Linked DNA regions of Homo sapiens: all the other regions are linked to region 2. Evidence: chromatin contacts called from ENCODE Hi-C or POLR2A ChIA-PET data. All regions are on one chromosome and are shown on one strand. The core of a region is the stretch at or near the end of the contact, and the rest is flanking DNA. Distances in the headings are between cores, read along the strand shown. Region 1 has its middle 35 kb from the start of LINC01641. Region 2 holds the start of COQ8A (coenzyme Q8A). Region 3 has its middle 37 kb from the start of PARP1. Region 4 holds the start of CDC42BPA (CDC42 binding protein kinase alpha). Region 5 has its middle 37 kb from the start of LINC01641. Region 6 holds the start of STUM (stum, mechanosensory transduction mediator homolog). Region 7 has its middle 53 kb from the start of LINC01641.

Region 1 (4,234 bases), core at 986-3,485, 490 kb after region 2:
ATTATAATTATAGGCTGGGCATGGTTGCTCACGCCTGTAATCCCAGCATTTTGGGAGGCCGAGGCAGGCAGATCACTTGAGGTCAGGAGTTTGAGACCAGCCTGGGCAGCATGGTGAAACCCCATCTCTACCAAAAACACAAAAAATTAGCTGGGTGTGGTGGCAAGAAACTGTAGTCCCAGCTACTCAGGAGGCTGAGGCAGAAGGATTGCCTGAACCCCAGAGGTGGAGGTTACAGTGAACAGAGGTCCTGCCAGTGCACTCCAGCCCGGGTGATGGAGCGAGACTCCATCTCAAAAAAAAAAAAAAATAAATAAATAAACAAATAAAATTATCATTATACATATTATATTTATATTATATAATACAATACATAATATAATTATATGTAATGTAATATAGAATATATTATATATTAGAATTATGTTAATGTTATAATATAAATATAAATTATAAACATTTATATATCATATATAATATTTATATTATTATCACTATAAATATATTTATATTTATGTTATATAATATTATATACTATAATATAATGATTCATATAATATATAACATATATTATAAATATTCATATTATATACTATAACATAAATACATATATTTATCCCCAGTACTAAATATAAGACAGTGAACTCTATTTTTCAGTAGGAAGCATTTCTCAAAGTGTCACATAGAACACTTATTCCTCCATTTGTTAATATCTGCTATACACATAATATAAAAAGATATTTTCTTGATCAGATAAGTTTGGGAAATGCTGAGCTAAAGTCAAACATATTTCTTTATTGCATGAATTTTCAGAGCTTTTAACACAGCAGAGTGCAAACATGCATTTCCCAACCCCTGTGTGACCACAGGACTCCCTTTTAAAGCACATTTCTCAGGATTAGTGTTCTAAGGAGCACGGACCCAGAAAGCTTAGAACTTCCTATCATGTTCCTTCTTCTTCCACCTACTTCATTATTGAAGAAACAGCTCAGAGTTGGTGGGAGGAAAAGAAGAATGTATTTCAGACACACAAAAGCAAAATTTGGAAAAGAAATAACAGAATGGGACCTTGGAAGTGATTTTCCTTTGTGGATGTGTTTATCTGTAAGGACATGTTTGAGGGTATGAGGTTCACAGACAAATGCCACGATTCGCACCCGAGAGAACTGAGGATAGAGCCATGCTGAATTCTAAGGGGGCAATCTTGTCTTGAGAAATATTGCTTCATAAGTGGGTCTACCCCTGCTTAAGTAAAATATCCAATTAATTTACTAGAACGCTGCATTGTCTGACTACAAGCAATTAATTTAATGTTACTCAATATCATTTCATTATTTGCCTCCCAAAAAAGACAGTTCTATATAACACATTTTCTAAATGATGCAAATAAGGATAAATGAGAAAATAAGGTAACACAAGAGGCATCGTTGAAGATGATGAGCATGTTCTTACTGGAACAAAGCTTGGGTTGACACAGGAAATCTCCATAAGAAATCCTGTTTTTGCCCCATGACTTTCCCAACTGACCTAAAGTCTGGTCAATCTCCAAGTGCAGTCTGCGCAGAATCTGAATTCATCCACAGATTAAGAATGAAAACATGCCTCTTCCATTAAACCAACAAGTGTGAATGCCAAACTGCAATTTGACATATACAGAAATTGAGGGAAACTGGAAGTAAAAAAAGAAACCTGAAATGGGTGATGTCTCCTAATAAACACCTTATTCACTGCCAGCTCTGCAAACTTGCTTTGTGCCAAAACCCATCCACGAGACTCCACAATACTCCTGACCCTGGTAGCTGTCATTTTTGGGATACGCTAAGCGTCTAGGAAAGTCTGGGAAATACCAGAGTTCAGAAGCACCTTCTTTCTGTGAAGGAGCCTAAAGGATATTCCAAGGCAACTTTCTAATTTTTTGGTTGAAATTTTCTTCATGCTTCTGTTTGGTGAGCTGCTCAGCTGACTCCCATGCCTGAGCTTCACAGTGCCAGCTCCCGCTGACCCTTGAGAGGGAAATGGAACCTGAGATTGTCAAAGCTGGAGGGGACCTGAATGATCATCCCCTCTAGCCCAACCTCCTCTGTTTACAGATCTGAAGGCAGGGAGCCTGAAACCCACCCAGCATCCTGGGAGTAAATGTGCTTTCCTCCCTTCTTCTATTTCTGTGCGATTTTCCCATGGCATCCAGCCAGAGCATCTACACCAGTAATGTCTAGAGGATTTATGAGGCCAAGCGATCCTTTGGGTTTCTACGCAGACCTAAACAGGAAACCCACACAAGGAAATGCCCTTTCTGTTTGCAGGCCAAATTCCCAGGATGCCTTCGCCAGAGTGCCCTGGCTGGAACAAAACAAAGGCCTGGCACAATAAATGCCCTTAGCTCCAAAGGCAGAGGTGCCCTCCCCACCTCTCCCCACCTCTCCCCATCCCCTCCCTAGTCCAGGAGGCCCTCTATTAGTTTAATGAGAATGAAACTTCCTTCTCTCAGAACTCAGCTTCACTTAATCCAACTGGTTGAGATGCTGGAGGGGGTCCCCCTGGATCTCCAGGTGGATTTCAGGGTATTACTTCTCCTTACCTGTGCAAAGTCAACCTGGGCAAGTCCTCCAGGTTAATTAACCAGACACCCTACTCACACCCCTCTTATTCTTTCTCCATGTTTAGCCCCTAGAAGATGCCTTAGAGATGAAAAAAAAAACACACGCATTTCCTAATGAAGAGGCAGCCAGATGCAGCCTCTGAGCCCTGACTGCACAGTGTGACAGTCACTCAACCCAACACAGCTCTCTTGCCTTTGCTGCAACCTCAACACCCTGCGTCCTGCCAAATCTCTTCCCATTTCATCAGTCCATCTATGCTGGTGTCCAGCCATTCCAGCCCACCATGGCATTTAAAAATCTTTCCAGCTCTCTGTGGAAGATCTGAGACTTGAGAAAGAGACTGTTGCTCAGGGCTGGACAGGAAGGAAGTATGCATTCCTGGCTCCCAGAACAGAACAGCAATGTGGGTGACCCTTCGTCCCCTCCCCAAGGCGTCCCCTTGGGCCGACACAAAAATAGATTCTATCCTCCTTGGTTCGTCTCCACCTCCCTCGGGAAAGAAGACACAGGCTTCGAGTGAGTCAACAGTATTATCGGGGCTTGACTGTCTTTCAGGAATGACCAGATGTTGGGAAGAGGATAATGTGCCATTTCCTTTAACAAATAGTCCGGGCATCTGTGCATTTCCTTTTGAGCCAGCTCTTCAGGAGACTGTGCTGCTGTGACAGGGAAGGACGAATCACCCTGGTTTCTACTCTCACGGATACTAGGGGGCTCCTTGAACCCTTTGGATTCCAGCCCTCCATTAAGAAAATATTTCTGTCCTTTGTATGCATGAGTGACACCACGAGAAGACAGCATAGGGAGTGGTTACAAGCAAAGAATTTAGAGACAAAATAAATGCTCTAAGGGAAAAAGACAAGTAGCCAAGGAACGCTGGGAGAGGGCTTGGAGGAAGCAAATTGTTCATCCATTCCCCCAAATCAGTGGTTCTCAGTAGAAAACCAACATGAGTAACATTTGCCTGGGAACTTGTCTACCACCCCAGCCCTACTGAAACTCCAGGGGTGAAGCCCAGCAATCTCCTTTGACAAGCCTTCCAGGAGATTCTGATGTGAGCTCAAGATTGAGAACTACTGATCCAGATAGATCTTAGCTGGTCCTAGGGCTTCCCAGAAAGCATTTTTAAAAAAGCAGAGATTCTCCTCCACAGGAGGCCTACATGCTGCCACCTCTGTGGCCACCATGTCTCTAGTGATCCCTGAAGAGTTCCAGCATATTCTGCGAGTACTCAACACCAGCATCGGTGGGCGGTGGAAAAAAAGCCTTTGCCATCACTGCCATTTAGGCTGTGGGTCGAAGATATGCTCATGCGGTGTTGAGGAAAGCAGACTTTGACCACACCAAGAGGGCAGGAGAACTCACTGAGGATGAGGTGGAACGTGTGATCACCATTATACAGGATCCATGCCAGTACAAGATCCCGGACTGGTTCTTGAACAGACAGAAGGATGTAAAGTCTGGAAAATACAGCCAGATCCCAGCCAATGGACAACAAGTTCTGTGACCACCTGGAGTGATTGAAGAAGTTTCAGGCCCATAGAGGGCTGCGCCACCTCTGGGGCCTTCGTGTCTTGAGGCCAGCACAGCAAGACCACTGGCTGCCATGGCTGTACTACGGGTGTGTCCAAGAA
Region 2 (3,741 bases), core at 214-2,713:
TGTATCAGTTTAGAAATTTATGTTGCGAAGGTGAAGGACTCGCGCCCAGAAGACAGGTCTGTGCCTTTCTCCAAAGATGATTTTGAGGGCTTCAATATTTAAAGGGGAAAAGCAGGCTGGAGGGGGAAGATGGAAGGTATGTTCACATTATTGAAGCCACATGTTGCGATAAAGGGAGCAGGTAGGGCAACAGTTATGTATTTGGCGCTCAGTAAATCGGCACTTTACACAAGATAAGGTGAACATAGAGTGGAGATACTTCACCTTTAATCTGTAGCTATCTGCTTAGGAACAAAAGGAAAGGCAGTTGCATGACTCAGCTTTCAGTTTAATTTTTTTTCCTTTTGGCAGAGTGAATTTTCGTTTCACAATACCAAAAAAAAAAAAAAAAAAAAAGCGGGGGGAGGCTCAGAATAAGGAACAATCCTTTGGCTTGAGTATTTCATTTCATGAAAAACTAAATTGTTATTTCTTTTTTCCACAAGAACGATTAACAGAGCTGCAGACCAGTGTTTGGGGTCATCTGAGTGGAAATTGTCGAGCCGACTTTGGCTCATACGTTCCTTTTCTCGTTAAGGAGGGAGTGACGGGGCAAATCTGCGTGCTGCTGGTGGCGGTGCCTCCCAGGGCTGCTCGGCGGGGACGCCGAGGGCTGCACCCGAGCTCCATCCCGTGTTGGCTGCGCGCCCTCCAAAACCCCGGCTGTCAGCGACTGCGGGCACCTGCACGCCGACGAGACCGGCGGGCGGACAGCGACTCCGGTGAGGGTACTATCTCTCTACCCTCGGGGCGCGGGTGGCAGAGGCTTCCTGTTTTGAGGATGGCGCCACACAAAACAAGCATCCTTAGCCTGAAGGGCCCCGGCCGAAGGGCCGGAAGTGGAAGTGCGCGGCCTTGCCCGCCGCGTTTCCCCTCCTCGGAGTGCTTTTTGTGGACCCTGGGCAAGGGGCTCTTGCTACATAGAGAGGAGCAAAGAACAGGCATCGCCCGGTCCTTAAAGCGGCGGCACCCTCCACGCCCCGCAGTCGCGTCTGCTTGGTCCACAGCCTCCCCTCCCAGGCCCGCGCAGAGGCCCAGCAAGCACCAGTCTGGAGGCAACAAGCACGCAGGGGTGCCTTTGCGGCCACGCACACTGCATCGCAGTGAAAAAGGCTCCCGTTCTCAAGGCGCATGCGCGCAGGCCAGCAACTCCAAAGCCAGGCCTCCAGCCCCGGTTTGCTAGAGAGAAAGGTAGCCGGGAGGTGGGGAAAAGGAGAACAGGAGGGCCCTGTCCGCTAAGGTAGCCTCCCATTGGCTCCTCTTGCTCCGCTCTCGGTCGCGATTGGCTACGGGCCGGGAGCACGGGCCGAGCACGCTCCCACGCGCAGAGCGGCATTCGGCAGGCGGACGGCGGTGCAGCCAATGGGAGCGGCCCGCGGGGCGGGGCTTGTGAGCTGGGGCTCCCCCGGAGCGGGCGAGTTGGTAAACAGATCCGGAGCGCGTGGCGGGCGTCAGCGCGGTGGCCAGCGCGCAGAGGCGGGCGCGGAGGCGGCTAGAAGGTGACCGCGGATCCCAGCTTCCTGCAGCCAGGTAAGGCTGCCACCCGCCGGCCCGCCGCGTGCCCAGGCGCCGTCTGGCTGCGGCCAGAGCTGGGGTCAACACCCACCTCAGCCCTTCTTGCATTCTCTTCATGTGACAGCGCAGCTTCCCCGCGAGTTTCGCTGGCCGCGAGCCTCAGGTCCGGACGCAGTGGGGGCGCCTCAGTTGCAGGGTGGGTCCTCTGCAGCCGTCTCACGTCCCTGGGTCCACCTCAGCCCCTCGTTCCTGCTTCGGGGAGGAGACGAGGGCCACGTGCAGAGCCTTGGGTCCCTGGAACACGCCCGCTGCTTGCCCGACCGCCTTCCCGCTGCCGAATGCCCGTTGCCCATGCCCTTTGGTCGCCAATACAGCTTTGATGCTTCGCTTTCTAATAATGTTGTTCTTCACTCCCAGACCCCCTTGCACTGTGTGTCTGGGGCTCTAGGCTCGTTGCCGCTGGCTGCAGGTTTGGGTGAGAACTTTGACTTCCTTGGCTGGAGCCAGCTGTTGGGCTTCGCAGGTGGGAATTTTGTGTGAACTTGGGACAGGGGATCCTTTTTGATCCTTTCTTCCTTTCGCTTTTCTTTGGCCTTTCCTCTTCTCCAAACTCTGGGGGGTCTTGTGAGTGGTTTGGGCTTACTCCCCTAAACTCGAACCTTTCCGAGGCTCATTCTCACCCATTGCACAGAGGTAACAGCCCCTCTGCCAAACCCTCTTTGGGCGATGGGGAGTGCTGCAGGGGCAGGTTTGGGTGTTGGGACTCCCCATTTGGGTGAGAGATGTCAGGTTCCTGAAGGGTGAGAGGCTTGTGTGCAGTCTTCCAGCCTGAGTCGGGCCTACAGCCTGTTGAAAAACTTGTGCACGTTCACTTGGGCCTTGGATCTACGTGACAGGATTGAGTAGCTGGTCATGCCAGGCCTACCTGATTGCCAAAGGATTTGAACATTCCTTGATGCCAGCCTGCCAGTTGTCACGCTGTGGATGGGTAGGTCATCCTGGCAGGAGGGCTCTTGGGAGACTCTTCTTTTGGAGGAAGGCCTTTCTCCCGAGGAGAGACAAAAGGGGAGCTACAGGAGCAGCATCTGTAAGACTCAGGCGGCTGGGTGCGGTGGCTCACGCCTGTAATCCCAGCACTTTGGGAGTCCGAGGCGGGTGGATCACCGTAGGTCAGGAGTTCGAGACCAGCCTGGCCAAAATGGTGAAACCCCGTCTCTACCGAAAAAAAAAAAATACGAAAATTAGCCGGATGTGGTGGCGGGCGCCTATAATCCCAGCTACTCAGGAGGCTGAGGTGGGAGAATTGCTTGAACCTGGGAGGCAGAGGTTGCAGTGAGCCAAGATGGCGCCAGTGCACTCCCCTCTGGGCAACAGAGCGAGACTCAATCTCAAAAAAAAAAAAAAAAGGCTCAGGCAATGGCTTAGAGTGTTTTGTTCAGCCTTGCAAATGGTGCGGACTATGCAGAATCGTAATGATTTGGGGCCTAATGTTGAGCAACTCAAAGGAAAAGTGAACCAGGCAGAATGGGCACCTCCCTCAGAGCCAGTGTGTTATCTAAGACAAAGTTTTTCAACCTGTGGACTAATGACATTTTGGACCCATAATTCTTCGTTGTGGGAGACCTGGCCTATACATTGTAGGATGTGTAGCAGTATCCCTGGCTTCTGTCTACTAGACTAGCACCGCTCCCCACCCCTTCTAGCCGTTGTGACCATCAAAAGTGTTTCCAGACATTGCCACGTGTCCCCTGGAGGGCAAAATCTCCCTTGATTGAGAACCACTGAGGTAAAACTCTAAAAAGAGTTGTCCTGTGCTGCCAGGGGTCCCTCTGGGACCTGCCCGTGAGTAGGTGAGAGGTTTAGGCAAAGGGTAGTGTTATGCCTCCTGCCCTAACCCAGTGGTAAAAGCCATGTAGATTGGGCTACCTGTGCACCTAGGAGGGCAGAGGCAAAACCTGCAAGCAGAAAGTTAGGAGGTAGACACCCATGGGCATGTACTGTGCCTGCTAAATGTGTGGCAGTGACTGGCTGGGTTGGGGGTGCTGGAGAATTAGAAGACTGGTAGCTTCTCGGGGATACTGCAAGACTAGGGGATTTGCACATGAATAACTATGGGCCAGTTTTAAAATAGGAAACATGCTTAAGCTGAGTGCTGGCACAAAGGCTAACTCAGCTATCCACAAGTGG
Region 3 (4,138 bases), core at 1,331-3,830, 500 kb before region 2:
ACTGCATCACCTTTATAAATTAAATTATGGAGAACTGAAGCTTTTAGTATGTTGAGTCTTCCTCTCCAAAAACATGGTATATTTATTCCCTTTGTTCCAGCCTGCCTTTGCGTTCCTCAGTCGTTTCAAGGCGTTTTAAGGCTTTACCTGATTCTTGTTATAGTCATTCCTCGTGTTAGCAGGTGGTAGGATTGACTTTTTCCCCCAATTTTCTTTGCTTGAATTTAGAAAAATAATTGAATCTGTATACTTTTAAATTAAAACAATAAATAATTAATTTTTAAATGGTAAAATAAAGGGGAGAAAGGATAGTTTTTTTAAAAAAATAAGAACATACTATGTACCTCATAAATAAGTACAATTATTGTATGTCAATTAAAAAATAAGATAAAATAAATTTAGAAATAAATAAAAATTATAAAACGAGAACAAACACCAAAACCAAAGTTTTGTGTGTTTTTTTTTGTTTGTGTGTTTGTTTGTTTTAGAGATGGGGTCCTACTAAGTTGCCCAGGCTGGTCTCATACTTCTGGGCTTAGGTGATCCATCCTGTCTCAGCCTCCCAAAGTGCTGAGATTACAGGCATGAGCTAGCATGCCTGGCCCCAAACCAACATTGTACTTTCTCCGGTCTGGCGAGGCTGAGTTCTGGTAGCCTGAAAATGCTGACGCAGCCATTGACTGGGTTTGACCCAGGAGCTCTGAGGGGCCCTGAGAGCTCACAATCTGGCAGGGGAGGGTGGAACGGATGAGAGGTTGTTGCTTTTGCTCGGCTAATGTGGGAGTCCACATTAGTCCGAGGCTATTCCCAGGGCCACAGAATCTACTTTACCCACTGCCCTCATCTTTGGTAAAATGCCTCTCCCAACTGAAGAATAAACACACTTACTTTCTCACTTACTCTTTATTTTTAATTTTTTTTTTTTTTTTTTTTTGTAGAGAAGGGTGTCTCATTATGCTGCCCAGGATGGTCTCAAACTCCTGACCTCGACTTCCCAAAGTGTTGGGATTACAGGCATGAGTCACTGCACTCAGTCACTCTCTCACTCTAAGAACCTCCTTGCTCAACTAAATTTCTTTCTTTTGATGCCAGGAAGTCATAGGCTGGGAGCTGGCATCAGACTTGCTCTGGAATCTATTTTTATTACCTATGTATCACTATGTGAGTCAATGACTTTGCCTGCTGAGCATCAATCACAAAGAAACCGCTTTTCCCAGTCAGAGTTCTGGGTGGCGATCTGGGGGACAAAGGCAAGGAGAGGAAAACTTGGGAGGTTTTCTAGGTGTTAGTTCTGCCCTGGGGTCACACAGCAAGTTGCCTTCCTTTCCATGTGTTCTCTGTCTGTGTCTTCTCTTCTCCAGCCTTTCTGCTTCTTTAGCAGAAGACATCTGGCCGAATGTCACGGAAAGTGTTTCATTCAATGCATTTAAGAAATGAGATCAAAGTTTCTTTCTATAATTGGCTTACACACACTGTTGAGTCAGCTTTGCTTTTCCCTGTCTTTCCCCGTTTTATTTTTTTAATTTTTTTTGAGATAGGGTCTTCCTCTGTCACCCAGGCTGGAGCGCAGTGGCTCAATCACAGCTCATTACAGACTCGACCTCCTGGGCTCAAGAGATCCTCCCGCCTTGGCCTCCCAAATGTGCTGGGATTACAGTTGTGAGCCACTGTCCAGGCCTCCTCTGTTTTATTTATGCAAGTATTTCAAAGGTATTTCAGGGAATATTCGCACCTTATGACTTTGTTCTTCAGAGAAAGTTAAAGAGTCTTATCTGGGAAAGATGAGGCAGGAATCCAGGAGGGAGGGAGAGATGAGGTTCTGGGTGCCTCTGGAGCTGGCTTTGGCCAGTTTTTTAGAAGAATGTAATTCTTGCCCCCTCTCTTCAACCCAATGCCTGTCCCCGTCTCACCAGCACATTTACTGGAGGGACAATCTAATCCCAATGGCCAAGCCATTCTGTGCAAAACTCTTAAGCTCTTCCCAGCACCAGTCTTATTTTATTACCTTTTTCTTTTCTTTTTTTTTTAAACTCACACCAAAAGCCACATTCAAAGCACCAGTCTTATTAGCTCACCTTTTCTCTCTTTCTCCTTTCTCTTGTGGTTGGAGAGGCTTTATGGATGGGAAGGACTGAAGTGAGTTAGCTAACTAGAGATTTATTTGGTTTTGAGGGACCTTGTTCCACCTATTTTGGTTCAGAGTCTAGTCAAATAACTTTATTAAAGAAGATAAGCTTGTTGTGTTCCGTCTTAGGATACCAAACCAACATGCCTGTCTCTTCAAATGTTCCTCAAATGAGGTAGTGCTTCAGTTAGGTTGCCCGTGGCTGCAAGCAATGAAAAATACAGCTCTGCTCACTTAAACGATAAAGACAGCTATTGTCCTGTGAGGCAGTCAAGGTGCTTGGCCCCCTAAATCACTGACATGAGGCAGATTGACTAATAGGAGAGAAGACATATGAATTTGTTTAACATGTATACACAGGAAGCTTCAGAATGAAGACCCAATCCCCTAGTGGGGTGCAGAAGCTTATGCACCACCTTGAGGTTGCAGAGAGAATGTGGGCTCAGAGCATGGCCCCAGACAGGTTTCAGTGGCAACACAGGTTGTGGGAGGAAGAAAGGAAGTGGCTTGGCTAGCAAAGGCAGTCCTGTTGTGTAGATGAAACCTCACGGGGAGCAACCCTCAGAAAGAGCAGATGGCGGATGCTTCTTTTCAGACCTGCAGGTGTCAGAATCTCAGTTAATCTTTCCAGACAAGGGAAGGGCTGGCTGCATTAATGCAGAGTCTCTACAGATCTACAGGTGCAAATTTCTCCCGCAAAAGACAACCTTACAGGCCACTTCAGAATATGTCAAAGAAATCTGTTTTGGGGTAAAGTATTAATATTTTGATTTCCTTCACCTGCATACTCAAGTCCTGAGGGGAGGTGGACGACAGGATGGACACCACACAGGCCTCTGGATCTCTTTCTCTGTCAGCCTCTCCCCCAGCCTCCTCTGGGCACACACTTCATCTTCAGGGCTGGTGCAAGATGGCAGCCCCAGTTCAGCCTCAGTGAGAAGGAGAATGTTCACAGGAAAAAAGTGCAAGTAGAAAATAAAATCCTAAGGCCCTCAACCAAATGAACAGACCCCATTTTGGCCAAGGGGATCCCAGATAAACCTTAAAAACAGTGCCCAGCTGTGACAGGACAGGAGGTCAGACAAGCCTCATTACACCCCCTCCCTTTTGCGGTTTAGACGCAACAACTGACCAGCATTAATGATAAAATAGAGATTACAAGACAGACAGAAGAGGCTCTTTTTGGCAATAAGATACCAAATTATACATAGGACCTAAGGCCATGCCAGGTAAGGGTTAAGCGTGCACAGTTTATTAAAGAATAAACTATGTTCTCAGATGTGAGGGTGATCTGGCTGCGACACCTGTCACCCCATGGATCATCAGGGTTGATTCGGCTGATCCGGCTGGCTAGGTGGGTATCCCCTTCCTCCCTCTCTCTCCAAGTACGTCCCTCCCAAAGCTGCGCACTCAAAGAGGATGACCATCCCCGATGGAGGAGGACCCAGCTTTGGTCAAGGATGTATGAGTAGCCATGCTCCCCTGCTAGAACCTCCAAACAAGCTCTCAAGAATAAGCTATGTTCTGTCATAAGGTTTTTCTTTTTTTCTAGCAGCTGAACAAGCAATGGCCTCAAGATAAGCAAGATGAAAATAATCATAGCTCCCCGCCAGATGCTGACTGACCCTCTTCCTCCAGCCACAACTACAGCTTTGACTGGACAAGAAACTGATGGCTGTGACTTTCTCTTGATAAGAGACCACTGACCATGAGCTGGTTCTAGCTGGTTTACAGAGCTTGTGCACTTGAGTGCCCCCATATCTCTGCTTCACCTTTTGATATATAGGGCCCAACTGTAATACATTTACGTGTTAAGTCTCTGCCTCTAAATGAACATGGGTCATATGTAACATGCATTTTTATTCAGTATGCAGGTGTTCATGAACCACCTTCATGAATATTCATAGCTCCTCCTATCATCTGTTGAATATATATACTTGGCCAACCCATTCAACATAAATCCCTATTTCACCCTCCCCTCTTGAAGTGCCTACTTTCAGGGTCTGCTGGAGG
Region 4 (4,142 bases), core at 1,534-4,033, 380 kb after region 2:
ATTGTCTCACTCTTAAGTGAGAAGTTACTTGAAAGATGGTTTAGATTTCTTACATTCCCAGGATGAGTCTGGCAGTCTGTTTTGAAAAGTTATTCTATTCACATTTACATATTTTTTTAAACCTTATGACATCACATTGCTAGAAACCTTCTTATACTGGCAAATTGAATAATTAAAGTTATTACGTGTAGACATTCTTGTATCAGTGGTTTACCTGAGAAACTAACTTTGAATAAATTTCAAATCCAAAAAAAAAAAAAAAAAAAGACACAATCAGCACTTGACTTTTACTTCAGGAAAATAAAGTTTTACTTGGGAACAGATATTTTAGCATAAGAACTTAGCATAAGAACAAACTAAAATGATTAGTATTCCAAAGGTACAAAATCATATTTGGCCAAAATCCTTCAAAAGCCAACGTACCACTACTACAGACAGATCTGGGTGACGATGCGTGCTTATTGCAACAGTGAACTTCTGGACCTTAGAATGTGCCCTGTATGTAACAGCAGACGCTGAAGAACTTGAGCCAAGCCTTCAAGCTTGAAGGTCATGGAGCGTTTGCTCACATCATTGATCTATTCCACTACAGTAGGTCTTCTAAATCACATCTATATTTAGAAGAATGAAGCCAAAAACCTAACCAGTTTAGATTTAAATTAACTTTCGAGTAAAATCTAACTCTCAAGTGGAAGCTGCCCCCAAACATTCTCTAACTACTATCACAAGATTTTTAAACTATGTCATTTAATCTTACAAACATAATTTTTGGAAAGTCCATGTTTAGCAGTTTCCTTTCCTTGTACTATGTAGAGATGAAATAAAACCCACTGATCACCACCTTCAGCTTTCTGTTGACCTAAGGCAAACACAGATATTTTAATATCTCCTCCTATTTTGAGAATAATTTCCATAGTCTGAATGTTTCCACCAATAAATACCTTTCAAATGAAGGACTATTATAGTGCCATGTATTAGGCAACTGTAACCAATAATCCACTTTTGCCCATCACAGAATTGATTTAAAATCTCTTACTGTTGACCTAAAAACATAAGTTCTTCATAGCCAAGTTCCACATTAGCTAGGCCTTAAATCAAGGCAACAATTGAGCAGCACAATTCTACTCCTGGGAAAATATTTACCAAAAACTAGCGGAAAATCTTGAATAACTAGTGTCTGTTTTTTTATTGTATTTTTTCTTTGAACGGAGTAGAGTTTACTCATAACTCTCTATACCAATTAAATCATAATGACCAGCTAAAGATTAACAGTTTCTTTAAAAATTACAAACTTACCCCATTCTAGGTATTCGAGAATGTTCTTCTCTCTTCTCAATGGAGAATTATTGCATTCATCATAAAGGCAGATGAGTATATCCAGTAATGTCTCCACACTGAAGCACTGCCCATTGGTCTGAGCGGGCCCGTCCAAAATAAACTGCTCCAACTGCCTCAAACGCACTTCTCCAGACATGTTTGCTTCGATTTCTGCTGGTTTTCCTTTAAATTATTATGATGACTTTTACTATTATCTGAACCTAAATTTTAAAAGGTATGGTTTTAAAAATAAACCACTTGTTATTCAAACAACTGTCATGCAATGCTGGTGCTGAATTAAACATCCAACACACCAGTAACCTCACTTAACTGAAGCGTCTTCAATTTCACCCATATACATATATTTTGAGGGTAAATTACCATAAAATATATACTTAATGCATTTTTAAAAGAATACAATTAAGTCGTATATTTAAATAAAATAATAATTAAAAGTACAACGAACTAGAGAGTCAACACTTCTTTAAAAAAAAAAAAAAAAACTCTTCTCCTTCATTCAAAATTCAACTCGTGCAACGTAATCCTGAAACGAATCCGGTTGCATCATTAATGAATAAAGTCCGATTTGCATCAGCAATTCACTTCCCGGGAAGAAGAAAAACAGAAAAGGGAGGAAAAAAACAGAATGCATAGAAGGGGGAGGGAAAACCAAAAATGTTGCTGCAAATCCTCCCAACCACCACTTGGATAATGCATCAGCGGCAATTTCTCCAGCGGGAAAGGGAGGGGGCGAGGTCCCTGAAGCAGCCCCTCGGCTCGGAGCACGCCAAGTCTTGCCCGGAGGCGGCTTTTCGTTTCTCCTCCCGAGGTCCTTCTTTCTTTAAGGCTTTGCAGTCAGTCCTATTTTCAACGGATTCCGGTGAAAACTCTTCATTTTCCTCCCGGCTTCACCCTAGGGCCTGACCGGCGGCGCGGCCGGGGGTGGAAGGCGGGCTGCGGGCGGCACTGGCACCGGGCTCCGGAGAAGCGGCTACTTGGCCGCCCGAGCCCACTCCATGTCGGTGGTCGCTCGTGGGCCGAGCCGCGCCGCGCCGCGCCGGGCAGAGAGCCCGGTCTCCCCGACACCCGCACCGGGCCGCCGCGCCGGAGGCTCCCGACGCCCCAGGCGGGGGGGTGCTTCTCTGAATTCAAAGGACACAAGCAGCAGCAGCTGCGGCGGCGGCGCGGGCGGCTCTGGCAGCTACTTCTCCCCCTTCTTCACACCCCTGGGCTAAGGGCATCTTTCCACAGCGAGGAGGGAGGCGGCCCGGCGCAGGAGGAGGGGTCGCTTCCGCGGCTGAGGAGACTAGAGGCTGCGGCAGCCCGGCTCCCAACCACTCCCTTCCTCTCCCTTCCAGCCCTCCCCCGCCTTCCCTCTCCTCTCGCGCTCGCGCCCTGGGCTCAGCGAGGCTCCTCCAGTCCCGCCGCACAGAGGCGGAGGCTTGCGGACGAGTCTGGATCCAATATGGCGGCCTGGCCCCCCGGCCCCGGCACACGCGCGCGCACACGCCCTCCACTCCCCGCCCCCGCCCTGCCCGAGCCTCAGCCCCAGCCGGCGGCCAAGCCGGGCGGGGTCCGGCCGGCGCGCCCAGCGGAGGCCCCCAAGGGGGCGCGGGCTCGGGGCCCGAGTGGCTGCGCCAGCCCGAGGGGAGGGGTGTGGACTGCCTAGGCGGCGAGGCTGCGGCTGCCGCAGCGTGGAATGCGGAGCTGCGGGAGGGCTGAGGGAGGCCCGGGCGGCGGTGGCGGAGCATATGGAGGCGGGATGACCGGGCCGCGCCGGGAGCTGCGGCGGGACTGGGCGCAGGCTGGGAACTGCGCCACCGCCGCGCCGTGGCCCCGGCTCCCCGAGGCTTCTGGTGCAGATCGCGAAGGGGGGCTCCTGCTCGTCCTCGGAGACATCACCTGTCTGGCGCGTTTGTTAAGGGCGCCCAGAAGCAGAGGGCTTTAGGCTTCCGACAGAGCTGGAGGAGACGGTGCCTTTCAGCCCCTTACCTGCTCCCCACCGGCCCCCCAGATTCGGTTCGCGCACACTCCAGAGTAATCGTTTCTTAGGTGTCTAATTACAGCACTTCGTGTGTCATTTCCCAGGACAAAAACAATGACAGACTTGTCCGAGCTACCATCGAAGTCTTGGGTCTGCACGCAAAGGATGGAATCCCCCATCTCCATTCCCAAAAGTTTCCCTACGGGAGCCTGGTGTTGTCTCCTCCGGAACTGTCCTCGCGGCTGCCTGTTTTTCCCTAGCCATGGTTACTGCCTGCGGGGGATTCAGCCTGTGAAGGCAGTCAAGGCAGTTCACCACTGTCATCAAACCTACACCCCTGTGTGCATGCGCACACACACTTGTAACCCAGTGGCACAATGCAGGAATTAGGGAAGCAAAGGCAAATCGCTGAATAGCTAGGGCACCTGATCCCTGTAGGGCCCTTCCAGGTTTTTGTGAATCTCGGTTTTAGGAGAGCTCCCTTTATAAAATTCTCATGGAAGATGCCACATTTAAATTAACACCACAAAACTAGGTCATTGCAGTTCTGTTACTTTCTCTCAAAATTGCCATCTCCTTTATGGTCGTTCTCTAAAATACAATTATTTTATATTCCTTCCCCACACCTGTGAGGCGGTTGTGTTTCTATGTTCATGTCCACAATTGCATCTTACATCTTGATAATATGGAAGCTGAGGAAGAATTAGAAATGAGGGCCTAGACGTAAAATGAAGGCTAACAGAAGTCGATTCAAGTTGTGATTCATGAAATAGTGTGAATCTTTTATGAAATCTACAACGTCTACACTTGCCTGGCTTAAGAACAGCATTATTTTCAATGC
Region 5 (4,026 bases), core at 1,331-3,830, 420 kb after region 2:
GTTCACCAAGCTCTCAAGTTTTTCTTGTTATATAAGTGAAGTAACTTCTTAGTCATTTGCCTACCTACCTTGTCCCTCCAGGATCACTATGGTCTATTTGTTAGCCATTGCCACAAAACCTTTTGAGAGGAGACACCTGGCTGAGATTTCAACCTTGCTGCCTGTTTCTGTTACATCCACCTTGCCTTTTGTTAAGTGCTACCACCTGGACCGTGCTATTCTGGAATTGTCACCATCACTGATACTACTAGAGTCTTACAGTTACCTCTGCCCTATGGAGGATAGCCAAAACTGGGCTTCTCAAAGATGTGTGCACCCCTCTCAGCAGCTCATCCTTATTGCTTCCATGGAAGGGATATTCCTTAGACCACATGCTTAGGGAACAGGTTCTCTGTATCACATAATAAATCCATTCCTATATTTCCATCTCCCCAAGCTTTCTAACCTCTTCCTCAGAACTCCGCAAGACAGCTGGAGTACCTCTGGCCTTACTGCAGGTCACCATCATGTTCAATTTTTAGGGAGCAATCCCAGCACATCCTGGGACTGGCTCAGATGTCCTTGCTAGTATGTGAAACTCCTCATCGTAGGAGGATGCTCTTATATCAATGAACTCTCACCTACCCAGCCTTAGATGCTACCCTCTCTAGCCCACCTCCCTCAAGATCCACCTGTCTGTACACCTTCTCATTTCCTGCCGGTTCATATTAGCCAGCTCTTGAGGCAATGAAGGGAGCCAGGCATGGGTCCTAAAAAGGACACTCACCATTTTGTGAGGCAACAGCCTCAGGCGAGGTTTTTGAAGGGTCTTTTGGAGAGGAGAGGCTCCTCTCCGCCAGTGTGAGATAGTGAGCTACTTCTGCTAACCTCGACAGTTCAGGAGGGCCCGGGGCCTCAAGATTCTCTGGTTCATCCACTCCAATGCCCCCTTTCTATGTCCCAGAGTGTAACCCTGGGAGACCCATCAAAGTTGTGCAATCATTATCCGTTGTAGCACTGCTGTCCTGGGCCCCAGTTACAGAAGACAAGAGCCCTTTAAAATGCCTCCATGAAGGCATGTCTTAAGACAGCATGCCTTGAGTTGATAGTTGACTAACCTGAGCCTATCATTTTCTTTTTCAAGGTTTCTAATTCTGTTAACAAGACCCAGCCAACTCCACATTCATATAATACACATTGTTACCAGGCTGTTCAAGGACCATTACTATGACATAATACAACGCTTCAGCATTCACCGGCGTCTCACCTTCGTCCATCACTGGGTGAATTCTTAGGGATTAGGATGCTGCTGTAAACCGGTAGTAATTAACCACTTAACACCAGTCACGGGTTCTTATCTGTGATAAGGACTGTTAAAGGACCCTGAAAGTTTCCTTTTTAGGGTCACTTCGGTACAACTGTCTTAGCCTGAGTTTCCTTAACAAGTAGATTCCATGGCTGGGTGCGGTGGCTCACACCTGTAATCCTAGCACTTTGGGAGGCCGAGGCGGGTGGATCACCTGAGGTCAGGTGTTCGAGACCAGCCTGGCCAACAGGGCGAAACCCTGTCTTTACTAAAAATACACAAAAATTAGCCAGGCATGGTGGTGTGTGCCTGTAATCCCAGCTACTCGGGAGGCTGAGGCAAAAGAATCACTTGAACCCAGGAGGTGGAGGTTGCAGTGAGCTGAGATTGTGCCACTGCACTCCAGCCTGGGCGACAGAGCAGGACTCCATCTCAAAAAAAAAAAAAAAAGATTCCATGATAAGGGTTTGTATGCAAGTAATTTATTTTGGGAAGTGATCCAGAAGAATAGGAATGAGGGAGTAGAAGAGTAAAACAGGAGAGAAAGCAATCCAAGGGCCTGCTATTAAGCTGGCCATTATCATGTGCAACTGGGGCTCCATCCCTCTGGGAACGCTCTATGGTCATGTAAATTGTGACCATCTCCCACTGGTCAAGCGTTGCCCCAGGAAATGAAACTCCCTGCCAGGTTTGCACAGCCACTGTGTGACAGTGGCTGAACAGTTCCTATAGCCAGCCAATAGGGCAGGAAGTGAGATCAGTGGAGAAAAATGTGATACAGCTGAGGTAAGCTGCTGCCGGCCTCACCTGCACTTCATTGCTGGTGAAGTTCTTAGTGATTAGGATACTGCTGTAAGCTAGCCCCACCTGTCCCCACTGACACCAGCCACATCAATGGCTAGAGTAAAAAGGTGAGCTGAGCGGATGGAAGATGCCGTACAAGATGTGTCTGATAAGTTGCCTCTCACAGAACATTGCCTGATATTATTCTCTTTGCCCAAACCTTCTATTTCATTTATCCGTCATTCTGATTCGCCTCTGGACACAGTCTCAACAGGGAATCTTCCTCTATCTGTAAAGATTAACCCAACAACACTCTTATTATCTAATAGCACTATTCATCCAGTTCCTCTGCAATTTCCTTTGTGAATTATCAGATGACTCTTTCCTTATGTTGTGTCTTACATTATTTAACTTATAAATTACAGTAAATTGATAACGTTTTCTTAGGTCAGGTCCCCTGAGACAGACTCTGAGACAGATTTGCCTGCTGGAGGTTTACTGGGGTGTGTCTTATGAGTCAGCACTAATGGGCATGGAAGGAGATAGGATTGAAAAGAGGGAAGAGCTGAACTGGGGAGCAGCTGGAACAAAGCCAGGCTGCAGTCAGAGGGGAGCTCTGGATAGCCCATCTTGTCCCACCTTGGTGCAAAGGGGGATGGGCCTTTATACTGCCTCCCTCAGTCAGTGGCTGGAGACTGACCCCAGGCAGGGAATGTCCTTGGGCGAGGGACTGAGAACATTTCCTGGAGAGTGACTCAGCTGAAAGCCCTTCGGCCAACACTTCCGACAGCTGGGGAAATGGTATCTCAGTCCTGCAGGGAAGTTCTGGGCAGTGCATAGTATTAACTACAGTCCACCCTTTTCCGCTGCTTGGATTTTTTTTTTTTTTTGTAAATTAGTCTTTGCAAATAGTTCCTCCAAGATTCTGACTGGTTCTTTTTCTGGGAAATTTAAGGAGAGGATTGGCAGGAAAAACCACAGCTCTGTCACTACAGCAATGGATCCTGAGAGGCCAGCTGATTATCTCACTCTTCTACCCGTTCTAGAGTCCCTTCACCCTTGGCTATCATCTCTGTTGGTTTCGGTGGCTTAGCTGCTGGGGTGACCTAGACCCTCATCTTTGATGGGTCTGAGACCCTGGTTGTCACGTCCTTCTCAGGCTGCAACCATGGCACTTGGCAATTTGCCATCAAAATTGGTAAAGGGAGTACAAGGAGATTCTCCTGGAGATGTCCCGGGTGCCAAATATTATATACCTTTCCTGGCACTATTGTATATCAGCAGTTTTACTTCCTCTTAGTGATCAGAGTCAATGACCCCTGCTGAATCCCCAATATGACACATTCCCAGAATGGTGACTCCTTTTTTCTTGTCTCTTATAACAAGAAACCTAAAGTAATTAGGCAGTAGCTATAAAATTTAATGGGACTGGCCGGGCGCAGTGGGTCACGCTTGTTATCTCAGCACTTTGGGAGGCCGAGGCAGGCAGATCACTTGAGGTTAGGAGCTCGAGACCAGCCTGGCCAACTTGGTGAAACCCCATCTCAACTAAAAACACAAAAAATTAGCTGGGCATGGTGGTGCGCACCTGTAATCCCAGCTACCTGGGAGGCTGAGGCAGGAGAATCGCTTGAACTTGGGAGGTAGAGGTTGCAGTGAGCCCAGATTGTACCACTGCACTCCATCCTGGGCAAAAGAGGGAAACTTTGTCTCAAAAAAAAATTAAGTTAATGGGACTACTGCTGTGTCCCCTAGTGTGTTTTCCTTTAGAATATAAAACCTGTAAACCCACAGAGTACAAAGCTGCAAGGACAGAAATCACACATTCCTAATAGTCACTGACAGTGATGATAAGCACAGCCACTTCTATTTTCACCCTGTTTCCTAGACCCAAGTATTCTTCCCAATGGGGATGCAACACCATAGAGTGGTAGCTGATTTAGGACATGTCCTGCAAT
Region 6 (4,066 bases), core at 699-3,198, 390 kb before region 2:
TGGGGGACTTTGTGCAGCCTGTTTAACTTCTCTGTGCTTCAATTGCCCCATCTGTAAAATGGGGTAATAAATAATCCTTACTTTGTAGAGTTATGGTAAGGATTAAAAGAGTTAAAATGTGTAAAGGGTTTTTAGAATGATGCCTGGCAGAGAGTGCTTGGGTAAATAAGTGTTTGTTGAAAATAAAACAAATCTGCAAATAGTTAACTGTAGTCATTGCTCAAGTCCCTTTGAGTATCGCCTTCTTTGGGACACCTCCCCGAGGCCTCCCCCACGCTAGCTGGCTTCACAGATAGGTCCATGTTGTCGCAGCACCTCCAGCACATCACAGCTGCAACATTCCTCACTGTTTCTGTAAGTCTATCTTTGTAGTTGTCAGTATCTCTCAGCTCATTTCTTAGATTCTTGAAGGCAGAGGCTGGATTTTACTCATTTCTCTCTCCCTGGAATCTAAGTCTTAGTAGGCCTTCAATAATTGTGTATTAAATGGAAGCTTGCTATGATTTTAACCAACACAGTAACTCCAGGCCAGAAAAGGCTAAGCGAGTTCTTCTAAGCCATACAGGTTTTAGTGGCTGAACAAAGACTAAAATTTTTAACCCTGTTCTTCTGACTGCCAAACCTAAGCTAATGACTCGTGTGTGTGTGTATCTGTGTATGTGTACACACGCATGTGTGTGTCCACCAGTATCATCACTAACCCCTGGCCATTTGCTTTTAAAATTATTTTATTCAGAGACTTATACAATAAGTATAAGTATACAATAACCCATGTTCTTTTAGCCTCTTCTGAGACCCTGGGTTGTTTATAATAATAATCACTATTATTCCTGAAGGGAGGCTATTGCACCCTTCCAATTATTCAGACGATTTGCTGACTGTCTGGATAATTCCGAAGCCTTTAACCCCTCCCTAACGTTAGAGGCGGTAACTTTCATCCGTTTACTTTTTCCAGGTGCGGAGGCGAAGCAGCCTTATTCAGAAAATCGAATTCAAACAGGACCTCAAGCTGCCGGCTGTTGCTTCTACCAACTGCCCCATTATTAACGCCAGACGGCGCTGTGTCCTCACTGGCTCTTTAACCACCACGTCGGGCTCACAGAAGGCTCAGGTTTCCTCCAGTATAGTTCAGGGGATGGTGAACGCTTCCCAACAAGCCTGCAACAGGCGCATTTCTTTCTGCTTTTGGTGCGTGTGTGTAGGGAAGTGTCCCATCTTTTAACTAGTCTTGCGGAGACCTGGCCTGGTGTTTGCAAATCTGTTTCCTCTATTATCGATCCGATCTCTGGATTGCTTTTTCTCTGACACTTGAAACAAATTCACTCCTATATATTTTTTAAGTGATTTTTTTTTTTTTTTTTTTTTTTTACAAAATAGAGCTGGGGCGGGGGGGGGGGGGTCTCGCTACGTTGCCCAGGCTGGTTTCGAACTCCTGGGCACAAGTAATTCTCCCACCTTGGCCTCCCAAAGTGGGGAATACAGACGGGAGCCACTGCGCTCGCCCCAAACAAAATCATTTAAATCACAATGCACTGAAGGCCGACTAGGTGTCAGGCGCCGCGCGGTCCGTCCCTTGTCCCCATGTCCCTGGCCAAAGGCTTGCTCTAGATCAGGGGACTCAGCCTCGAGGCTTTCCCGACGGTGTCAGCCAAGCACACACTCCCAGTTCGCAGGGCTTCGTGGTCAAGGTTCCTAGTTCACCTGTCTGGGAGGGCGAGGTGTGTCCACCCCTTCCAGCACCTGGGCAAACAGCTCCCTTTGCGGTCCTCTTCCACTGCTTTCCCTCCGCCCTGATTTTCCATTCCTTGTGAGCGGTGGTTTTGGTTGGGGGGAGGGGGCGGGGAAGGGGCCTGGCGAGGAGGGGCGTCAGAGCGCTGTCACCGGGTGTCGCGCCGCCCTCCCCGCCCCTCCGCCGGGCGTGTGGGGACGCCGGAGGGCGGGAGTCTCCGCGAGCCGCGCGGCGCACGGAGCACGGCGGCCGCCTGAGCTCGGCGCGGAGCCCGGAGCCCGCAGCCGACAGTCTCCTGCTCCCGTACGCTGGGCGCCAGCTCCGGCCGTGCTGCCCGGCTGCCTGAGAGCGCGCCCGGCCATGGAGCCCTCGCACAAAGACGCCGAGACGGCGGCGGCGGCGGCGGCGGTGGCGGCGGCGGACCCCCGGGGGGCGTCCTCGTCCAGCGGGGTGGTGGTGCAGGTCCGCGAGAAGAAGGGCCCCCTGCGCGCCGCCATCCCCTACATGCCCTTCCCCGTGGCCGTCATCTGCCTCTTCCTCAACACTTTCGTGCCGGGACTGGGTAAGACACGGCTGCCGCGACCCTTGCGACCCCCACCCCGCCGCGGGAGGGCGTGGGGGGAGAGAAGGGCGCGGCCGGAGACCTCCTGGCGGGGCCGCGCGCTCCAAGTGCTGCGACCACGCGCCACCGCCCGCTCCTGGCGTCCCCGGGCAGGTGGCAGAAGCGCGTGGAGTGTGCACCCCAGAGGGGAGAGGCTGCGCTGGGGTCTCCGACCCGCAGGCGGGGCCCCAAAGAGCCGGAAACTTTGCGGCCAATGTTGGAGCCCGCAGCGGCGGCCGGAATGGCTCTGCCGGCTTCGGAGTAGGGCTCCCGTCCCGGCGCCCCGATTTCTGCTCCTTCTCTCCGTCGTGTGCATCCGTCCGCGAGCCCACTTCCCCGAGAGGAATGGGGTCGGATCAGAATGAGCTCTAGGGCCTCGGCGGCGAGGATCAAACTCCCGGGCGTCGAAGTCAGCTGAGCCGGGGAAAGAGGACGAGCCGGGCTAGATATACCTGCAGCCCCCTTTGGTTCGCGGAGTGCGGACCGCGTGGGGACGAGAACTCTAGCCAGAGTCTCCTCCGCCTCATTCAGGGGTACCTGCACTTCCGCCAGCACCCCGCAGGGCGCCAGGGGGATGGGGGATGATTTTATTAGTTTGGATGCATGTGGCCAGAGATGAACCCATAGCTCCCTCGGATCCCTTCTGTTCCTGAGAAGTAGAGAGTGCGCCGATGTAATTCTGTGCAGGACTCCGGCAGCCGGCAGGGGTTCTGGTGGCATCTATGTCCCACGTTTTAAAGCAGAGGCCCCTTACAGAGATGGTGCAGGAGGGTGAATGGAGGCAGGGAATGAGAAGTTTTCCTGACCCTCCCTCCCTTAACTCCACCCCCAGGTCTCTGCCTGCACGCCCCTCCCCTCCTCCAGCTTGGCACTGGCTGCTCCTGCGTGCTGGGAGGTGCCCCCCTCTCCCGTGCCCGCCCGAAGAACCAGGCGCCCCAGTGCCCTCTCCGGGAGAAAGCGTGCCCCTGTCGGCGAGCCTGTTGCCAACGTATGGTTCCAAGTTCCCAAGAGCAGAGGCCAGCTGGAAGGGGTTTTCAGTTTGACTTTGGCCTTTCTCACGGTCTCCTCGCTCTTCGCCTGCTTAGCAGGGGCCTCTGCTGCGGTGACAGCCAAGGCCACAGCCACCCACGCAGGACCCGTTCACTTTCCCCTCCGAGCTTACTTGTCTTTCTACCCTAAGGGGCTGCTGCGGCCAGAGCAGCCTATCTGAGCAGTAAGTTAGGTGGCCTTTAGTTGGGCTTCTCTCTTCTGGGGTGCCTCCAGCAGCCTGTCCCCCTGGCTGGTGTCATCAGATCAGCTCTCTTTGCACATTTAGACACTGCAAGGAGGCCAGCTGGTGTTAATCTAGTTTTATCAGAAATTCTCACCTGCTGGAGTAAAAAGAGACTGCCTGCCCCTCCCTCTGGCGGATATGAAGATCCTCCTGAGCCAGCATGCATCTTGATCCACCTTTTTTTTTTTTTTTAAGTGGTGAGGTAAACGCCACCCTATGGTCTTTTGAGGAAACAAATGCATTGGTGCCAGGTGAGAGGGGCTGCACCAAGTCACTGCTGCACGAGGAAACCACCTTGTGGGAGACCAGCCCCAGGAGACAGCAGCTGCCCACGCATGTACCTGTGTGTACCCTCCCTGGTCTCCCTTCACTAGGTGCCTTTCCCAGCCTTAGCCCTGCTGCATTGACAGCATCGGCTGCAGGGCACCGTCCATTCCGCTGACCCCTGGCTCCTTGCCCTGGG
Region 7 (3,961 bases), core at 974-3,473, 510 kb after region 2:
AATATGTCATGTTAGAATTAGGATCTTGTTATTGTTTTTATTTGGGGATTAAGTATGGTTTAAGGAGATGCAATGCATATGGGTGCCACATTGACGAGGAGTGAATTTGTGATGGTAGTTTTATGTGTCAATTAGATGTGCAGATAGGTGATAAAACATTATTTCTGGATGTGTCTGCGAGGGTGTTTCTGGAAGAGATTAGCTCATCAGTAGACTGAGTAAAGAAGGTCTGCGCTCATCCATGTAGGTGGGCATCATCCCTTGAGGTCCTAAATAGAACAGAAGGGTGGAAGGAGGGCAAATTTGCTCTCTCTATTTGAGCTGTGACATCCATATTCTCCTACCCTCGGACATTGGCACTCCTGGTTTTCAGGCCTTTGGACTCAGATTGAACTACACCACCAGTTTCCTGGTTCTCCAGCTTGCAAACAGCAGACTGTGAGACTGATTAGCCTCCTCACATGAGGCAATTTCTATAATTACAAAAAAATATAGGGCTGGGCACAGTGGCTCACACCTGTAATACTGCATTTTGGGAGGCCAAGGTAGGTGGACTGCATGACCCCAGGAGTTCAAGACCAACCTGGACAACATGATGAAACTCCAACTCCACCAAAAAAAAAAAAAAAAAAAAAAGTAGCTGGGCATGGTGGCACATGCCTGTAGTCCCAGCTACTCAGGAGGCTTAGGTTGGGGGATTGCTTGAGCCCAAGAGGTGGAGGTTGCAGTGAGTCGAGATCACACCACTGCACCACTGCACTTCAGCCTGGGTGACAGAGCAAGACCTTGTCTCAATAAATACACACACACGCACACACACAGACTATAAGTTCTGCTTCTTTGGGGAATCCTGACTAATACAACAGGTGAAGAAATACCTCAGGCAATAGAGGCAACAAGCAAAGATGCAGGTGTGTGATACAGAATGATGCATCAGAGAACTGCAGGTTATGCAAGGTGGCTGGAGCACTTGAACTACAAGGCAAGGAGTGGTCAAGGACAAGGCCAGGTAATGTCTGCCAATAGACTCAGAGGATGGACACTATCAGGCAGTCCTGACCAGGAGACCAAAGTATGGATCTATTACACAAGACCAGATAGAGGTGACACATGGAAACCAGGAATCAAAATTAAGGAGGAAATGACTGATAACAGGTAAACGTATTATCCTTCCAGAGTATGTGCGATGGAATGTTTGTTGAAAACATGTTTGTTGAAAAAAAAATTAATCAAATATGTAATATACACTAAAATATGAGCATAAACCTAGATTAATACAGCTATGAAATTAAATTATGGCACTTCAGGTATGAGTCAGGTTGAGGGAGATATACGTGTCGTCAGTGTACTGAAGTTCCTGAAACTGGGAACCACTAGTTCTTCCTACTCTTTAATGAGCAAGAGGCCAGAAAGTAGAAGGAGTAGAAGCAGGAGGGGTGAGGAAGAAAAGAGATTGGGCAATTTACAAACGAAAGAAGATTAATGGACTCACAGTTCCACATGGCTGGGGAGGCCTCACAATCATGAGGGAAGGTGAAAGGCAGGTCTCACATGGTGGCAGACAAGAGAAGAGAGCTTCTGTAGGGAAACTTCCCTTTATAAAACCATCAGATCTCGTGAGACTTATTCACTATGACGAGAATAGCACCGGAAAGATCCACCACCATGATTCACTTATCTTCCACTGGGTCTCTCCCACAACACGTGGGAATTATGGGAGCTACAATTCAAGATGAGATTTGGGTGGGGACACAGCCAAACCATATCACCAACATTAGGTGAGATGACTCTGGATTCTGATTTCCGCTCCTCATGGCAATGTGTCCCCTTACGCGCCCTTCAGCTTTCTGTGTTCCTCACTCGGTCCTTGTTCTCTATTCTTTCATCTGCCCCCAGCCTTCTGTTTGCTCTTTCCTCACTCAGAGAGCTGTATTTCCTTGGTAAATTCCAGTCTTTTTTTTTTTTTTTTTTAGACGGAGTCTCACTTAAGCCCAGGCTGGAGTGCAGTGGTGCGATCTCGGCTCACTGCAACCCGTGACTCCCGGGTTTAAGCTATTCTCTTGCCCCAGCCTCCCGAGTAGCTGGGATTACAGGCGCCCGGCTAATTTTTGTATTTTTAATAAAAAGGAGGTTTCACCATGTTGCCAGGCTGGTCTCAAACTCCTGACCTCAAGTGATCTGCCCACCTCGGCCTCCCAAAGTGTTAGGATTACAGGCGTGAGCCACAGCGCCCAGCCGGTAAATCCCAGTCCTTTACCTACATCCTCCAGAGGTATTTTGAGCCTGTTGCCCCTGGCCTTTCAGAACCGGTCTCCCCCTCCCGGGCCATGCCCGTCTCTTTCTCATATTCTAACCCAGCTTTCCCACGTCTAAACCTATTTTTTGATTACTGGTGAGGCATTCTCTGGGCTCCCCGCAACCTCCCCGGGACTTGACTGGGAAGGGCTCCCTTAGGCTCTCTGTCTCTTTGGTGCCTGGGCTGCAGCCACAGAGCAGGGAGAAAGGCCCCGGTGGCCCTGTCGGCTCCGCGCGGCGCCCTGCGAAAGGCCGGCCATGCGACACGGAAGCTCCTGCAGAACTGTCGCCGTCGAAAAGAAAGAGGCCCTCGCCGCAAAATGACTCAGTCAGTTCAGGCCTCGGCCCCAAGAGAAGTTCCCTGGTCATGTCACACCCTCCACTGAAGCAGTTCCAAAAGGCTGGGGAAAGAGCTGTTTTCTGGGAATTTGGAATGTGGGAAAAATTTCCCCAGGGAGTCAAAGTCGCCCGCGGCAGGAAGCGGGGTTCCGGCCACTGGACGGCTGGTTTTCCTGCTCTGCCACCTCCCGGGGGATGTGAGACCTGCAGGCCTTCTCCCGGGTGGAGGAGAGCAGCTGTTCATGCACCGAGGATGGATTCATTTACTGTGCACCTAGAACAGAGAGGACTAGACAACGTCCCCGACCATAATGAGGCTACACTCGGGACGGGAGGTGTCTGTAACGGGTCGTTGTTGTAAATGCGAAAGAGAGAAGTGTGCAAGTCAGAATCCCGGGAATCCTCGGCCTCCAATCCATTATCAAGTCCTCTCAATTCCAAATCCAGCACGTCCCTTAGATCCATCCACTTCCCTTTCTCCAGGTCCAAACCACTCCTCTGTCTCCTCTCTGAATGCTTTCTCCTCCCTCAATCCATTCTCCACTTAGCAGCCTGCTTAAATCCATTTAGCTTAAATCCCCACCACAGTCCCAGCCCCGCCAGGTCCAGCAGGTCCTTCATCCAGAGCCCTTCTCCCCGACCCTCTCTCACATCAGCACCCAGGTCTTTCCGTACTCCAAACACCACAAGCTCTTCTCGCCTTCGGGACTTTGCTTCTTCACAGCTCCTTCTACCAAGCATACTCTTCCTTATCTCCCCCCTATTCATTTCATTCTATTGACCCTTGGATAGCGGCTCAGCATCAGTTCTTCAGGGAAAGCTTCCCTGACCTGCAGGTAACAGATCCTCCAGTCATCTATTCTAAAACTTCTCATGCTCTTCCCTCATAGCAAACATCACAGTTTAATTACATCTGTGTGCATTAGTTTAATTAATGTCTCCTTCCCCCGAAGCTGTAGATGCAATATCACTAGTACCTAGCATGGTACCTGACATATGGTAGATGCTGAAGAAGTATTTGTGGAATAAATTTGAAAGGACCTGTGGACTTCTTACAAGCAAGAGGAGAACAATCTGGTTTGCTGAGTGGGTGTAGAAGTAAAGTTTCCACCACAGAAGTAGAACAGGACCAGGATTTCCCAGCCACTTTTATGGGATGCTTTAACCACAGTGGCATCTCCTCTTGAGCCTTCCTGGACTGTATCACTAGAAGTCCAACATCTGTTCCATCCTTGGACCCTGGGGGCAAGGGGCTATCACTGCTAGAGGGAGGGGAAGCTAATGGCCCAGTGAGCTGAATGAAGCAGAGAATGGGGAAAGATAGTGG

Evidence for each region. Hi-C counts contacts between places; a loop is a spot of excess contacts on that map. ChIA-PET counts read pairs that join two places held with the same protein, here RNA polymerase II (POLR2A). Pooled maps may share reads with other maps.
Region 1: a loop to region 2 is called in a map of chondrocyte, with 4 times the contacts of the local background. The contact joins the enhancer-like site here to the promoter of COQ8A in region 2. A Hi-C loop is called at or near these places in 3 of 168 maps with a recorded cell type or tissue (MCF 10A, chondrocyte and dorsolateral prefrontal cortex), 1 of 37 single-sample maps with no recorded cell type and 8 of 50 pooled maps. POLR2A ChIA-PET finds 5 or more read pairs at or near these places in 1 of 52 experiments (HEK293).
Region 3: a loop to region 2 is called in a pooled map, with 7 times the contacts of the local background. The contact joins the enhancer-like site here to the promoter of COQ8A in region 2. A Hi-C loop is called at or near these places in 7 of 50 pooled maps. POLR2A ChIA-PET finds 5 or more read pairs at or near these places in 2 of 52 experiments (AG04450 and CD4-positive, alpha-beta T cell).
Region 4: a map of sigmoid colon shows a loop between it and region 2 (6-fold over the local background). The contact joins the promoter of CDC42BPA here to the promoter of COQ8A in region 2. A Hi-C loop is called at or near these places in 9 of 168 maps with a recorded cell type or tissue (K562, ascending aorta, breast epithelium and 6 more), 7 of 37 single-sample maps with no recorded cell type and 25 of 50 pooled maps. POLR2A ChIA-PET finds 5 or more read pairs at or near these places in 5 of 52 experiments (BJ, MCF 10A, WTC11 and 2 more).
Region 5: a loop to region 2 is called in a map of PC-9, with 9 times the contacts of the local background. The contact joins the enhancer-like site here to the promoter of COQ8A in region 2. A Hi-C loop is called at or near these places in 1 of 168 maps with a recorded cell type or tissue (PC-9) and 1 of 50 pooled maps. POLR2A ChIA-PET finds 5 or more read pairs at or near these places in 3 of 52 experiments (AG04449, IMR-90 and MCF 10A).
Region 6: a loop to region 2 is called in a pooled map, with 7 times the contacts of the local background. The contact joins the promoter of STUM here to the promoter of COQ8A in region 2. A Hi-C loop is called at or near these places in 1 of 37 single-sample maps with no recorded cell type and 5 of 50 pooled maps. POLR2A ChIA-PET finds 5 or more read pairs at or near these places in 1 of 52 experiments (GM12878).
Region 7: a map of chondrocyte shows a loop between it and region 2 (7-fold over the local background). The contact joins the enhancer-like site here to the promoter of COQ8A in region 2. A Hi-C loop is called at or near these places in 3 of 168 maps with a recorded cell type or tissue (MCF 10A, chondrocyte and dorsolateral prefrontal cortex), 1 of 37 single-sample maps with no recorded cell type and 8 of 50 pooled maps. POLR2A ChIA-PET finds 5 or more read pairs at or near these places in 2 of 52 experiments (HEK293 and HEK293T).

What each region holds. Positions count from the first base shown.
Region 1 is chr1:227,426,741-227,430,974 of GRCh38, forward strand. It overlaps the pseudogene RPS18P3. Among named protein-coding and RNA genes, the nearest start is that of LINC01641, 35 kb to the left of the region's middle. Within about 2 kb of position 2,236, at least 13 of the 41 ENCODE cell types and tissues checked have a DNase peak (open chromatin) inside an H3K27ac peak, as active enhancers do.
Region 2 is chr1:226,938,831-226,942,571 of GRCh38, forward strand. It overlaps COQ8A (coenzyme Q8A), which reads left to right and starts at 1,464. Exons shown (of 15, transcript NM_020247.5): 1 at 1,464-1,569. RefSeq lists enhancers at 134-825, 560-609, 800-899 and silencers at 1,170-1,479, 1,530-1,689.
Region 3 is chr1:226,442,536-226,446,673 of GRCh38, forward strand. It overlaps the pseudogene RN7SKP165. Among named protein-coding and RNA genes, the nearest start is that of PARP1, 37 kb to the left of the region's middle. Within about 2 kb of position 2,581, at least 3 of the 41 ENCODE cell types and tissues checked have a DNase peak (open chromatin) inside an H3K27ac peak, as active enhancers do; they include CD4-positive, alpha-beta T cell, where a contact is called at or near this core.
Region 4 is chr1:227,315,709-227,319,850 of GRCh38, forward strand. CDC42BPA (CDC42 binding protein kinase alpha) reads right to left here and starts at 2,784. Exons shown (of 37, transcript NM_001394014.1): 1 at 1,297-2,784. The coding sequence starts at 1,474. It overlaps LOC124904531 (a long non-coding RNA gene), which reads left to right and starts at 2,884. Exons shown (of 2, transcript XR_007066911.1): 1 at 2,884-3,290; 2 at 3,406-4,142.
Region 5 is chr1:227,354,756-227,358,781 of GRCh38, forward strand. No RefSeq gene overlaps it. Among named protein-coding and RNA genes, the nearest start is that of LINC01641, 37 kb to the right of the region's middle. RefSeq lists enhancers at 1,215-1,900, 1,901-2,584. Within about 2 kb of position 2,581, at least 20 of the 41 ENCODE cell types and tissues checked have a DNase peak (open chromatin) inside an H3K27ac peak, as active enhancers do; they include IMR-90 and PC-9, where a contact is called at or near this core.
Region 6 is chr1:226,546,816-226,550,881 of GRCh38, forward strand. STUM (stum, mechanosensory transduction mediator homolog) reads left to right here and starts at 1,949. Exons shown (of 4, transcript NM_001003665.4): 1 at 1,949-2,291. The coding sequence starts at 2,090. RefSeq lists a silencer at 933-1,227.
Region 7 is chr1:227,445,073-227,449,033 of GRCh38, forward strand. No RefSeq gene overlaps it. Among named protein-coding and RNA genes, the nearest start is that of LINC01641, 53 kb to the left of the region's middle. Within about 2 kb of position 2,224, at least 4 of the 41 ENCODE cell types and tissues checked have a DNase peak (open chromatin) inside an H3K27ac peak, as active enhancers do.